Regions from separate parts of the Homo sapiens genome. Here region 2 is linked to region 1. The links are chromatin contacts, found by Hi-C or POLR2A ChIA-PET in ENCODE. All regions are on one chromosome and are shown on one strand. Each heading gives the region's core, a stretch centred on a gene start or an enhancer-like site at or near the end of the contact. The rest is flanking DNA. Distances are from core to core; before and after follow the strand shown.

The links. Hi-C counts contacts between places; a loop is a spot of excess contacts on that map. ChIA-PET counts read pairs that join two places held with the same protein, here RNA polymerase II (POLR2A). Pooled maps may share reads with other maps.
Region 2: a loop to region 1 is called in a map with no recorded cell type, with 23 times the contacts of the local background. The contact joins two enhancer-like sites. A Hi-C loop is called at or near these places in 17 of 37 single-sample maps with no recorded cell type and 5 of 50 pooled maps. POLR2A ChIA-PET finds 5 or more read pairs at or near these places in 1 of 52 experiments (H1).

What each region holds. Positions count from the first base shown.
Region 1 is chr10:131,637,452-131,644,889 of GRCh38, reverse strand. No RefSeq gene overlaps it. Among named protein-coding and RNA genes, the nearest start is that of LINC01164, 150 kb to the left of the region's middle. RefSeq lists enhancers at 3,185-3,334, 7,129-7,438. Within about 2 kb of position 3,554, at least 2 of the 41 ENCODE cell types and tissues checked have a DNase peak (open chromatin) inside an H3K27ac peak, as active enhancers do.
Region 2 is chr10:131,739,060-131,746,497 of GRCh38, reverse strand. No RefSeq gene overlaps it. Among named protein-coding and RNA genes, the nearest start is that of LINC01164, 47 kb to the left of the region's middle. RefSeq lists an enhancer at 3,199-3,298. Within about 2 kb of position 3,182, at least 3 of the 41 ENCODE cell types and tissues checked have a DNase peak (open chromatin) inside an H3K27ac peak, as active enhancers do.

The DNA of each region.
Region 1 (7,438 bases), core at 2,305-4,804:
AAGACTGAAGTGCTGCCATAATTTATAAGCTGGAAAGAAGAGGTGCATTGTATCGATTTTAGGAGTGTGCTGAGTCTTTTTAAGCTCATGCATAATGAATGTTCTTTGACTTTTTTTCCAAACAAACTTTCAAGTGGAGCTGTTGTGACGATGGCTGAATGTAGTATGAAATGCACGCCATGAAATGGAACAGAGACAATGGCTGATGTGAAGAGGGAGTGAGATTCCTGCCCTATTACGAACTGGAGGAGCTTCCCACCACAGCCCAGGGGAAAGCCTTTGGCCGGCTAAAGACCACAGCACGTGTCGGACCTCCTCCTATGGGCTCAGGGCCCCTCTCCGTGCTGCCTCTCCACCGGCAGCTTTGTCCAGGCAAGGAAGCCTGATACAGGCACACCCCCGAACTGGGGCTGAGCCCGGGAGGATTCTTGGCTTCCTGCAGGAAAGAATTCAAGAGCAAGTCAACGGAGTAAAGTGAAAGCAAAGCAAGTTTATTAGAACAAAAGAGAACAAGAAAACGGCTGCTGCACAGACACGTCAGGGTTACCCACAGGCAGGGTGGCATGCGTGGATTCCCGGCTGGCTACGGTTATACCTAGTCCTAATTCTGTGCTAAATAAGGGGTGGGTTATTCATGAACTTTCTAGAAAAGGGGTGGGGAGTTCCCAGAACCACGTGAGGTAGGTTCCAGGGCATTGGCAAACTGTCATGGCGCTGGGGGGAGTGTCTTAGGCAAATGTATTATAATTCCTGGTCCCAGCTGGTGTTGGCTGGTTTCTTTGCTACATCCCGTTTTGATCAGCAGGGTCCTGAAAATGAGTCCTGCTGATCTCCAGCCTTAAGCCTGCATCTAAACACCAGGGGTGATGTGCAGACCTTCAGTGTACACACAAAACTCCACTCACGGGAGATGTTGGGCTGTATGGCTATGCTCAACTTAAAATGTTTAAAAACAGGCCGGGCGCGGTGGCTCACGCCTGTAATCCCAGCACTTTGGGAGGCCGAGGCGGGCGGATCACGAGGTCAGGAGATCGAGACCATCCCGGCTAAAATGGTGAAACCCCGTCTCTACTAAAAATACAAAAAATTAGCCGGGCGTAGTGGCGGGCGCCTGTAGTCCCAGCTACTTGGGAGGCTGAGGCAGGAGAATGGCGTGAACCCGGGAGGCGGAGCTTGCAGTGAGCCGAGATCCTGCTACTGCACTCCAGCCTGGGCGACAGAGCGAGACTCCGTCTCAAAAAAAAAAAAAAATGTTTAAAAACATTTTTATATTTTGCATTTCTTTCTATTTTGTAAAAATTAATGCATCTTCTACATTTCATGTACTTTCACTTAAGAACAAGATACAGTTCCTAAACAAACTTCATTCATCCTAAAAACGCCTGAGTGGAGACGGGGCACAGGTGTCACCAGCCCCTCCCAGTTTTTTATAAGCAGACTTGGACGCTAAAAGGTATTTAGTTTGAGGTTGGGACATAGAAAGTCAATACTGACTGTGGGGTTGGAGCAAAGCATTCAGGCTCAGTTCAGGTCACTTTTAGATTCTTCTCCTCACCCTCGCTCTACATGTCCTCACCCGTGGGCATGTAGAGTGGGTGGTCATTTCACTCCCTCTTTCATGTGGCCTTGCAGGGTGCTGGAGTCAGTGAGCTCACGTCCCCACCCATGGGTATTGGGCTTGGTCATGCTTCTTGCTTTGTCTGATGGAGTGTAAGCAAGTGTGACTCAAGAAGAGGCCTTCAGTGTGCTGGTGTGGCATGGTCTGGCTCTTGTGCTGGTGGCCTGCCAGGAGATGAGAATGCCCAGCTAATCTGAGCCCCAGAAACCCACAGAACAAATGCAAACCCGGCTGTGAGTAGAGCTGCCCAGCAGGGCCCAACCTGGGTCAGGCTGAAGCACATGGGCCTGCAGAGCCATGCACACTAGAATGAAACCATCGTTGGAAGCCAGTGATGTTTTGAGACTGTTCACTGTGCAGCATTATTGTAGTAGCATTTGGCCAGTCCAGGAAATCACAGAACAGTCTACACGTGTGGTCCTGCATTTGTAAGAAAAGCTGCTATGTGTGGATCGAAATGATTCTTTCATATTTGTGCCTGCATATAATTATAGAATGACAAACAATAGAAAAAGAGTGTTTCTATTTCTAAAGGGGTGGTACAATTATGCAATATTTTTATTTGCTCTTTTATGGTTTCTTATAAACACGTAATTTGTGTACACTTTTTTTTAAAAAAAAACACATTCTTTGGGGAGAAATCATGAACTCTCCTTTAGCTATGCAAATATCTCTGAAATCATAACATTAAAACTTAAACCTCCATCAGGGAGGCACTTTCTAGAATACTCTCTAGATAGGGTAGTGGCCTTGCCTATTTTACTTCCCCATAACATAGCACATGGAAGTATCTGATAAATGTTCATTGAATTAAATCAAAGGCTATTCACATATTGCCACCCAACCTCTATTCCCTGAATACGGTTCTCAAAAATTATCAGGCTGACAGATTTTTATGTGAAATTCACCTATGATATTAGCCCTTTCCAATTCCAAAATGGCTCAATCAGAAAACATTGACTGAATCTATAAAATGCAAGGGTTAAGGTGAGTTTCTTCCACTGAGGGATGGTGGCAACTCTTCTTTCTTTGCTTGTTGGTTTCTTCTCAGTGACTTTTGATCTTAAGATGAGAGGCTGTGTTCCTGGCCACTGGTCCTACAGGGGGAGAAGCAGCAGGGTCTTGGCATTGGTAGCACAGCTCTGGTATAGTCTAGAAACAGGTGTCTTGCTCCCCTTGTCCAGTGAGACTGTGAGTGTGGGGGGGAAGGAGCTGAGACTTGTGGCCAAACAGCAGCACACTTCCGGCCACGTCTGCAAACATCTCGCATGTGCTGGTCCACGTGGCAGGTCTGTGGCTGCTGCTTTCTTAAATATCATACACCACACATAATTTTTGTTATTAATACATGATAGTGAGAAAAATAAAATATTGCACATTTCCATTATTTTTGCAAATTCCATGCTTTTGTTTATACTATTTTTGAGGGCACATTTCTTTCCTCCTTGGGGACATTTCTAGAAATTTACCACTCTAGTCTGTATAAGGATATAAGCCTTTGTGGCCCATGTATACAGATATAGGCCTTTCGAAGAAATTTATAAAAATACGCAGATTCGCCATATCCGGAAGTAGATTTGGATGATTTCAGCAGCAGCAAACATGAACAGGGCTGTGTTCCCACAAGGAAGTGGCTCCTGTGAGTCTTGTGGGAGCCCCTGGGGACTTCTGGTGCCCTTCTTTTTACTGCACTCCAGGCAGGGAGCTTTATGCTTGAACTGCTAATAGTTTTCTTTGAAAATCAACATTTCCGCATGTTCTGATTTGACCTGAGCACAACCTGAGCAGTGGTGTGGGGCCACGTGGTGCGGGTCTGGCTTTAGGTAAATATGGAACTCTGGTGTGTGTGTTTGCTCAGGCTTAACACATAGAGAGTGGGGCCCTCCACCTGCGGTGAACAGGAAATGCTGGGACACTCACAGAAAGTGACAAGCTTTCTAGAAATGAGCCTAGGGAACTCCCCTCCTGGGGTGACCTCAGCATATTTGACTCCTGACACAGCTTATGCTTTTGCTGTATCCCAGAGCTTTTTGCATGTTGTGTCTTTATTTTCGTTTGTTTCACAGTTCTTTCTTTCTTTATTAATTTCATTGTGTACCCAAAAGTCATTCAGGAGCAAGTTGTTTAGTTTCCTTGTACTTGTGTGGTTTTGAGAATTCCTCTTGGTATTGATTTCTAATTTTGCTCCACTGTGGTCTGAGAAAATGCTTGATGTGATTTCAGTTTTTTGGAATTCATTTAGACTTGCTTTATGACCGAGCATGTGGTCAACTGTAGAGAATGTTCCATGCAAAGAAGGGAAAAATGTATATTCTGTGGTTGTTGGATAGAGTATTCTGTAGATGTCTATTAGGTCCAATTGGTCATACATCTAGTTTAAGCCCAGAGTTTCTTTGCTAGTTTTCTGCCTTGAGGATGTGTGTAGTGCTGTCAGTGGGGTGTTGAAGTCCTCCACTATCATTGTAATACTGTCTATGTCTGTTCTTAGTTCTAGTAGTATTTGTTTTATAAAACTGGCTGCTTTGATGTTGGGTGACTAGATATGTAGGATGAACCCTTTATCCCTTTTTTATATTCTTTGTCTTTTTTTTTTTTTTTTTACTGTTATTGTTTTAAAGTCTGTTTTATCTGATATAAGAATAGCAACCCCTGCTCTTTCTGTTTTCCATTCGCATGGTAGATTCTTCTCCATACCCTTACTTCAATCCCCTGGGTGTCATTACATGTGACATGGGTCTCTTGAGGGCACCAGGAAGTTGGTCTTATTTTTTAAAATCCAGTTTGCCACTCATTTAGGCCATTTACATTCAAGGTTCGTATTGATATGTAAAGTTTTATTCCTGTCATAGTGTTGTTAGCTAGTTGCTTTGTAGTTTCAATTGGGTCATTGCTTTATGGAGTCTGTGAGCTTTGTACTTATATGTGCTTTTATGGTAGCAGTATTACTCTTTTGTTTTGTTTGCATGTTTAATACTTTTTTGAACATTTCTTGTAGATCCAGTGTGGTGGTGACAAATTCCCTTAGTGTTTGCTTGTCTGGGAAGTACTTCATTTCTCTTTTGTTTATGAAGCTTGGTTTGCCAGGATATGAAACTCTTGGCTGGATTTTTTTTTCTTTAAGAAGGCTAAAAATGGGACCTTAATCTCTTCTGGCTTGTAAGGTTTCTGCTGAGAAGTCCACTATTAGTCTGGTAGATTTTCCTCTATGTGTAATTTGTCCCTTTTCTCCAGCTGCCTTTAAGATTTTTTCTTTTGCATTGACCTTGGATGGTCTGAGGACTAAATGCTTTGGGGATGGTCTTGTACAGTATTTTTCAGGAGTTCGTTGAGTTTCTTGAATCTGGATGCCGACCTCTTGTGCAGGTTCCTTCTCATCAGTGGAAGCTGTTACCTCTTATTGTTGAACTTACTTTTGTTTGAATGGGATCCCCCCTCCAAGGGTGTGACTGTTGCCCCTGCTGGGTAGGGCCCTTTGGTTTTGGTTCTATATGATTTTAGGGGGCTTAGGCTCTGAATGAATTCCTTGGTTATAGACAGCCTTTGTGCAGTGGGTTTCTAAATGTTAGTTGTAGGTTGTAGTGGCAGTGTGCTGTGTGTGTGATCAGGCCACATTCCTTTTCCCCTGTCATCCTCCATAGTCAGCCATGTTCCTTTCTCCCTCTGTCACCCTCCAGCTTCCACCCAGCAATGCTAAAGTTGGGCTCCATGGTCTGAGAGCACAGAAATGTAGAATTATGCTTCCTGGCTTTCCTCTGAGGCCAAGTTCCACAGGGACCTTCGGTTGAAACTTTGGTTGACTTTATTTTCTCAGCATGAAGCATAAGCTGAGAGCTCAGGGTCTGCTGGACCTTGGGCCACCATCCTGTCCTTTCACAAATTCTACCCTAGTTGGCCCTGGAGGAACTCACAAAATGTGGGTTTGAAGGTATTTCTCACTGCTGATTCGACTGCCAACGCTTGGCTGACAATGTGCTGCTGCTGTAAGGGGATTTACCAAGCAGAAGTTCCAAAATCTTTTCATTTTGGCAGCTGGGGATTGGCCCTGTGCCATTGGCCTGGCCGGCAATGGAGGTGCTGGGTGTGTGGAACTCAATTGTGATCATCTAGCATTCTGAGGACAAAGGGACAGGATCTGCCTGTGAGCCCCAGCTTTGTGTGGTCATGGCCACCGTGTTAGAGGAATGGAGGTTTCTCCAAACCACTTGGCTGGCAGCTCCTGCTGCTCACACAGGCCTGGCAGAGCGGGGTGGATAGGCTGGTGTTTGTTTTGCTTGCATGTTTAATACTTTTTTGAATATTTCTTGCAGATCCAGTGTGGTGGTGACAAATTCCCAAAATTTGGCAAAAGCCTGTGTCACCGAAGGGAGCATCACACATTCTGGGAGGGTCACAGCAAACACGTTCAGATCACTCCATCACAGCCATGCTCTCCCCTTGGGAGGGCGACTTCCATTCCGCTCGGGCCCTGAAACCATGAGGCTCCGTGTGCTGGGATGAGGTTCCAAGAAAACCGTAGGCCCTCAATCCTTAGGAGGGGCCCCTCTCCTCCACATCCCAGCCTCTGTCCTCACCTGCCACCACCTGCTCCGGAGGAGTCTGCTTACTGGTGCACCTGCAACATGCCCTCCACTTGGTCTTGTCCACAGGACACTCACTTATCCCCAGGTCATGGAGTCAGAAAAAGTCAAGCCAGGCACCAGCTCCGCGAACACCCCTGAGGAAGGGTCTCAGTGTGCCTGGGCAGCATGTTACAGGTTTCCAGCATGGTTGAGTAGATAGGGTGAGATGGGGAGAGGTGGGACCAGCTGCAGGGCAGTGACACAGAACTGACAGTCGGCTTTCAGGTGATATCACAGTCTCCATCAGTGTCCAGAAAGAACAATGCAGTGAACATCCCTCTCATTCCAAAGAAATGCCTGAGGCTGGGATCAGACCCAAGGAGGACACCACACCCACCAGATTCAAGCAGAATGACCCAATTCAGACGCGTTTCCCCAGTGATGACCACCCTGTGCAACCCTTTAGGTGCTCCACTGACTGGAGACCGGGATGGGGGCACTGTGGTGGGTGAGTGGGGCTGGGACAGGGGTGTCCTGTGGGGTGAGCGGGGCTGGGACAGGGGTGTCCTGTGGGGTGAGTGGGGCTGGGACAGGGGTGTCCTGTGGGGTGAGTGGGGCTGGGACAGGGGTGTCCTGTGGGGTGAGTGGGGCTGGGACAGGGGTGTCCTGTGGGGTGAGTGGGGCTGGGACAGGGATGTCCTGTGGGGTGAGTGGGGCTGGGACAGGGGTGTCCTGTGGCGTGAGTGAGGCTAGAATGGGAGTTTCCTGTGGCTGGGTTGGGTTCACTCCACAGCACTGAGCTGCAGAGGAGGGGAGGCCTGAGGGATGCTGTACCCTGCAGAGCAGCTCATGCCTGTGAGACTCGGGATTTCCAAAAGTCCCTTTGGGTCTGACTTGAGGAAGGGCAGAGATTCCAGGTGGGCCTGTGGTCAGTGCCTTTTCACCCCATTTATAGTTTTTGTCCTTGTTAGGGCAGAATCTGCATATGTAATCTACACTCTTTACCATGTTTAGGTGACAGTTCAGGGGTAACAACTGCGTGCATGTTCCTTTTTCTCCTTCTTAGCCCCTGCCCTTCCTATCCCGGCCTCTGGCCGCCACTGGATCTGCTATCCCTCCAAGCAGTCCACTGTCTCAGCTCCCTCAGAAGCATGCGATCCTGCGGCATTCTCTTCCTATGCCTGGCTTATTTCCCTGAGCATAAGGACCTCCAGCTCCTTCCGTGTGGTTTCTGGAGATGGCTCAGGAGAGAGGCTGTGGA
Region 2 (7,438 bases), core at 1,933-4,432, 100 kb before region 1:
GGGGGGCGGAATACGAAGCTGAACATTCCTGAGGATCTGTTCTGGATGCCTGCAGAGAGCCCTGGAAGCCCAACCCATGGTCACACATCCTTCAGGGACCAACCCGCCGCACCAGGTGGCTGGAGAATGAGACCCTGTGTCTGCCGCTCCCCCTGCCGCAGGGCACACAGTCCCCACTGCACCGGGTGGCTGGAGAATAAGACCCTGTGTCCGCCGCCCAAGGCTCCCCCCGCCGCAGGGCACACAGACCTGTGATCCAGGCCAGCCCATCCTGTTGGAGCCACCTCTGTATGTATCCATATGTGTGTGTGGGAGTTGTGTGTGTGCTGTTTGTGCATGTTATAAGTGTGTGTCTGTATGTGTTGTGTTGTCTGTGTATGTGTTGTGTGTTGTGTGTTGCGTGTGTGTGTGTGTGTGTGTGTATAGGTCTTTACGCTGCCTACATCTTGAAGGCATCTCTTGACGCCAGGCCTGACTGGGCTGGGATCTGCCGACGACACTGCCTCTTTTCTGGGCTAGGCCTTCTTTTCTGTCAGGGCTCACAGTGGTAGCTCCTTCCAGGCAGTCCTCTGTGGTGCCCGGGCTGGGTCAGACACCCCTCCTTCAAGCCTCCTGGTACCTCACCTCTGTCCACCGTGGCCCTGCAGAGGAGCCACACCCTGCCCCGCCGGCACTGCAGCCTCTGCCTGCCTCTCGCCCTGAGCGAGCACCCTCTGCCTTAGCACCTGCTCAGGGAGCACGGATGAAAGATGAGTGATGGGTGAATATGTGCAGGAAACGCACTCCCGCCGCTGCCGAGGCATCTTCCCGCAGGCTGGTGAAGCTTCTTCTCTGTCTTGCAATTTGTAAACTCTGCTGTTCATTGACATTTGTCTGTCCTTTAAGATCAATTTAAAAGTTTCATCTAAATTCACATTCATACTTCATGCCTCAGAATAGGGACGTCTTTTTGTTTCTAACTGTTAGGAACCAAAATGGTATTGGGAGAGGCATGAGCTTTGATCACGCTCCCTATGCTTAATTCTCACTGGTTTTAATGTGTCTCTCAAACATCTGGTCCCACGTCCTGGGTTTTAAGTTAAGGGAATAACAAAATCACTGCAGGCAGCCTCCTGTGCTCCCGTCCTCCCATGCCCCTGTGCTCCCAATCTCCCGGGCTCCTGTCCTCCCATGAGCCCATCCTCCTGTGCTTCCGTCCTGCAGTGCTCCTGTCCTCTTGTGTTCCCATCCTCCCGTTCTACCATTCCTCCTGTGCTCCCATTCCCCATGCTCCTGTCCTCCCATGCTCCCATCCTCCAATGCCCCCTGTGCTCCTATCCTCCCTTCTTCCTGTGCTCCCATCCTCCTGTGCTCCTGTCTTCTCATGCTCCTGTCCTCCCATTTAGTGTCCTCCCATGCCCCCTGTGCTCCCATCCTCCCATTCTCTCATCCTCCCATGCCCCCTGTGCTCCTATCCTCCTGTCCTCCCATGCTCCTATCCTCCCGTCTTCCTGTGCTCCCATCCTCTCGTGCTCCTGTCCCATTTAGTGTCCTCCCGTGGCCCCTGTGCTCCCATCTTCCCAGGCTCCTGTCCTCCCAAACTCCTGTCCTCTCATGCTCCTGTCCTCCCGTGCCCCCGTACTCCTGTCCCCCCAGGCTCCCATCCTCCCGTCCTCCCATGCTCCTGTCCTCCTGTGCTTCCCATCCTATTACCCCAAAAATGTATCTTCCTGGGAGACTGAAGGTGAAGCGTCTGTGACGAGGCTTGATGAGTTAAATACAGATGTTTACTTCAAATTTTAGTGAAAGAGTGGAGGTCTGAGGAGTGTTCTCCGCAGGGAAAAGCATTCCTGCTCTGCAGTCGGGCAGGCTGGTGCCGAGCCTGTTTCCCACCTGTCTCCTTCCAGTGGGGGATGCAGCTGGGACGGACCCCAGGCCTCCGCCTGAGCTTGGCTATGACGGCATCCTCTCTGGACCACGCAGAGTCTGAGGCCCTGCAGAAGAGGGCCCAGCACAGATCTGGCACTGAAGGGGTGAGAGCTGAGAAGCATCCATGTGGACGTGTCCCAGGGGTTCACCAGCTCATGACTCCAGCACCCGAGTGGGTGTGTCACGAGAGTTCACAGGCTCATGACTCCAGCATCTTTCAAATGTGATGATGGTGGCAGGAAATTGAGAGTAACGTAACCACGTGTCCAGTTGCTTTGAGATAAAAGCACTGCTTTAAGGAATGTAGACATTATTAAAAGAAAAAACAAACAAAACAAAAGAAAACACGGTCTAGCCGGTGTCCTGAGCATTGTTTAAACGGAAGAAGAAAGAGAAAGCAGGTAGGATGCGAGAGAATGTGCAGATGACTTTCCTTTCAGGCCGGGCAGGGCCGCCAGGGTAGGCTGCGTCTGGCTGCTGAGCCAGTGTTCTGCGCAGGACGGCAGCGAGTTGGCCAGGGGGCCCCAGCTGCCCTGGCTCCTGCACAACCAGCCTCTTCTCGGGAACTGCAGCTGGAGAAGCAACGGGGGCCCCTGCATGTCGCATCTTCAGGGGATTTTCTGTGCTGTCCGTTCCCTGGGTATTTCCCAAGCACTTCCTCGGTGGAAAACAGACATGGGGTCCGCAGCCCTCAGTGTAGGAGCTCTTGGACAAGGTCTCTGGGCAGCAGCAAGAGCCTGTCAAAGCAAGCCCATGCTCGGCTCACTGTGCAGGGCTGTCTGGGAGATGCTGGCCTGGCTTACATGCCCTCCACCAGAGGCCTCCCCGCCTGCTGCAGATCCCTCCCTGCCCCATGGCGACTTTCAGAAAAGGGGAGCGGTGAGGTAGCCTTGACTATGCTGAGATGGGCCCTTAACCCCCCAGTGAGTGACCTCTGCCGGCATGGGCGGCCTGGGGCACCCACAGCCCAGTGTGCCTTCCCCATGTGAGTCTGGGGTAGGAGAGGCTGATTGCAGGGACAGGAAGCAGCTGTGGCCCCTCTCCTTCCCTCCCTCTCTGCGTCTCCCACACCCATATGCGCTTAGGAGGAAGGCAGCCCCGTGGCTGATTTGGGAGGGCTGGTCCTGCATCCTTGTACAGCAGTGGTGAGCAACTCCCTGTGGGGCAGGGCTGTGGCTTTCCACAGTTCCCCGGGGGGCTGGTAGCAGGGGAAACCCAGTGCCTTCTTTATTTAGCTCTGTTTTTGGCTTGAGTTTCCATGGAAACCACGGGTAACTGAAAACACAGGCCCATGAAAGTTTCCGAGTGATTGTTATTTTAAAGAATATGGCTCCTCTTTCTTGCCCACATTCAGATAGCAGTTTCCATGGGAACAGAATTGAAACTGCCAGATGAGAGGGATCCCCATTTTGGCCATGTCCCTGGCTGTCTGTGGAGGGGAGGCTGTGGAGGAAGGGAGGGCAAGGGTGGGGCCGTGGTGGGGGAGCCCAGCACCCCTTGGCTCCTTCCTGGACATGGTTCTGCCACTTCGGGAGGAAGGGGCTCCAGGATGAGCCCCGATCATTGGTGATTCTCCTTCACTGTGGTGGCTTTCAGTCTTTGGGGAGGGTCCATGATGCCAGAAAAGGGCGAGAAAATTTTCAAAGAAGTTTTATCCCAAAGTGCACTGGGTGCTGGTCCCCAGACCCTCCCACAAGGACCTGCCAGGCCCACAGGGGCCCCAGACGTGCCCCCAGCCCAGAGGCCGTGTCCTCACAGGGAAAGCCAGGTGGGGGGAGCACAGTGTTCGCCAGGCCTGGAGGGGCCCCAGACGCGTGCCCAGCCCAGATGCCGTGTCCTCGCAGGGAAAGCCAGGTGTGGGGAGCACAGTGTTCCTCTGGGCACAGCCATCATCAACCCAGCTTGGAGGAGACGTCCTGAGGCCCTGGAGGTTAAGCTGCTCGTCGGGGTCTCAGTCTCACAGCTGCGAAGTGTCCCTCGGCCTCCGATCCTCAGTGCCGAGGGTCACTCAGTGCCGAGGGTCACTCAGTGCCGAGGATCCCTGTGCCTGTGCGATGCTGCAGGTGGGAGGTGCTGGGGCCCAGGATCTGGGAGAGAGGCTTCCTCATGGGCGCCTGAGACTTTTCCAGGCACTGGGGGTAGAGACATGAGAAGCAGCCTGGCGAGGACAGGGGTAGAGCCTCACACTTCCCAGAGCCCCACACCCACACACTCCTGGGTGTTTGTGCGTTTAGCTCACATGCCCTCCTTGCCCGAAACCCCCTGACCCCAGATATGCCCACCTGGTACCTGGGAATGTGACCTTATTTGGAATAAAGGTCTTTGTAGATGTAAGTAAGTTAAGGATCTTGAGGGACTATTCTCAGGATAGACCATATCTTAAGCCATAAAACAAAACTCAGTATATTTTATTTATATTTATTTATTTATTTATGATGGAGTCTCACTATGTCACCCAAGCTGGAGTGCAGTGGCACGGTCTTATCTCACTGCAACCTCTGCCTCACCAGCTCATGCAATTCTCCCGCCTCAGCCTCCCAAGTAGCTAGGATTACAGGTGCATGTCACCATGCCTGGCTTATGTTTTTTGTATTGTAGTAGATACAGGTTTCACCATGTTGCCCAGGGTGGTTTCTGCCTGCCTCAGCCTCCCAAAGTGTTGGGATTACAGGCGTGAGCCACTGCACCAGTCCTCAGTATATTTTAAAAGACTGCTTTCATGCAAAGTATCTTCTGACCACCATGGGATAGAATTAGAAATCAGCAAAAGAAGGAAATTTAGGAAATTCAAAAATATACACAAATTAAACAGCGTATTCCTCAATAACCGGGTGTCAAATGAGTCACAAAGGAATCAGAAAATGCTTTGAGATGAATGAAAATGAAAACAAAACATACAAAAACTTACTGGATGCAGCTAAAACAGAGCTTTGAGGGAAGTTTGTAGTTGCAAACACATACTAAAAAAGAAAAAAGATCTCGAATCAATAACCTAATCTTTACCTCAAGAAACTAAAAAAAGGAAAGCAAAATAAATCCAAAGCAGACCAGTTGGAGGAAATAATAATGATTAGCGTGAAAAGAAATAAAATATAGAGTATAAAAACAGTAGAGGAAATCAACAAAACCAAAATTGGTTATTCGAAAAGATCTACGACAATGACAAGCCTTTAGCTACATGGGCAAAACCTAAAGAAGGAGAAGGCTCAGATTAATAAAATCAGATGAAAGAGGTGACATGAAAACCAACCTCATACCATCCTGGCTAACACAGTGAAACCCTGTCTCTACTAAAAAATACAAAAAATTAGCCGGGCGTAGTGGCAGGCGCCTGTAGTCCCAGCTACTCAGGAGGCTGAGGCAGGAGAATGGCGTGAACCCAGGAGGTGGAGCTTGCGGTGAGCCGAGATTGTACCAATGCACTCCAGCACTTCCAGCCTGGGCGACAGAGCAAGACTCCGTCTCAAAAAAAAAAAAAAAAAAAAAAAAAAAGAAAAAAAAAAAAACCAACCTTATAGATATAAAAAGAATTATCCAGTAATCCCAGCACTTCGGGTGGCCGAGGCAGGTGGATCACCTGAAGTCAGGAGTTCGAGACCAGCTTGGCCAACAAGGTGAAACCCTGTCTTTACAAAAATACAAAAATTAAACAGACATGGTGCCATACACCTGTAATCCCAGCTACTTGGGAGGCTGAAGCAGGAGAATCACTTGAACCAGGAGGCAGAGGTTGCAGTGAGCTGAGATTGTCCCACTGTGCTCCAGCCTGGGAAATAGAGTGAGACTCTGTCTCAAAATAAAATAAAATTAAATTAAATAATAAAAAGGATTATCAGGGTATATTACGAACAACTGCATGTCACTACATTTCATAACTGGATGACATGGGAAAATTTCTAGAAAGACATAAACTATGAAAACTGATCCAAGAAGAAATAGAAAATTGGCATAGGTTTATAACAAGTAAAGAGAGAGATTAATTTTTAAAACTCAACGATACAGATGCGGGATAGAGAGCATGTACAAAGATCCCGCAGCACATGTCATACTCAATGGTACAGAAGTGTGATACAGAGCATGTATGAAGATCCTGCAGCATGTGTCATACTCAAGGGTAGAGATGCATGATAGAGAGCATGTATGAAGATCCCACAGCATGGTACAGATGCATGATAGAGAGCATGTATGAAGATCCTGCAGCTCGCGCCATAATGGTACAGAAGTGTGATAGGGAGCATGTATGAAGATCCTGCAGCACGCGTCATACTCGATGGTACCAATGCATGATTGAGAGCATGTATGAAGACCCCACAGCATGCGTCATAATGGTACAGATGTGTGATAGGGAGCATGTATGAAGATCCTGCAGCACGCATCATACTCGATGGTACCGATGCATGATTGAGAGCATGTATGAAGATCCCACAGCATGGTACAGATGCGTGAAAGAGAGCATGTATGAAGATCCTGCAGCACGTGTCTTACTCGATGGTACAGATGCGTGATTGACAGCACGTATGAAGATCTGGCCGCATGTGTCACACTCAATGGTACAGATGCGTGATAGCATGTATGAAGACCCCACAGCATGCGTCATAATGGTACAGATGTGTGATAGAGAGCATGTATGAAGATCCCACAGCAGGGTACTGATGCATGATTGAGAGCATGTATGGAGACCCCACAGCATGCGTCATAATGGTACAGATGTGTGATAGCATGTATGAAGATCTCAGAGCATGTGTCACACTCGAAGGTACAGATGCATGACAGAGAGCACGTATGAAGATCTCACAGCACACATCATAATGGTGCAGATACATGATAGAGAGGATGTATGACGATCCAGCCACATGCGTCACACTCGATGGCACAGATGCGTGATGGACAGCATATATGAAGATCCCAGAGCATGTTTCATACTCGGTGGTACAGATGTGTGATGGACAGCATATATGAAGATCCCATAGCATATGTCATACTCGATGGGGGAGACCGAGTATTGGGGGAGACCCCCAAGGTCTGGAGTGAGACATGGGTGGCACTGTGGATATGAAATGTCCAGAACAGGCCAATCCCTAGAGACAGAAAGCAGATTAGCAGTTGCAGCCTGGGGGCTGATGAAGGAAATGGGAAGTGACTGTTGCTGCGTGGGGGCTGAAGAAGGGAACGGGGAGTGACTGTCGCCTCGTGGGGGCTGAGGAAGGGAACGGGGAGTGACTGTTGCTGCGTGGGGGCTGAGGAAGGGAACGGGGAGTGACTGAGGAGGGTATCGGGTATCTTTGGGGGTGATGAAGATGTTCTAAAATTAGACAGTCGTGATGATTTTGCAACTCCATGATTACACTCAAAACCACTGAACTGTACACTTTTAAAAAGTGAATTTTATGGTATGTGAATTATGTCTCAATAAAGCTGTTAAAAGAAAAAAAAATTAAAAAAACAGGCCAGACGCTGATGCGAGAAATCAAGAAGGTGGTTACCTGGTGGGGTGGGGGTGGGGCAGGAGCGCGGGGTGGGGCAGGAGCGC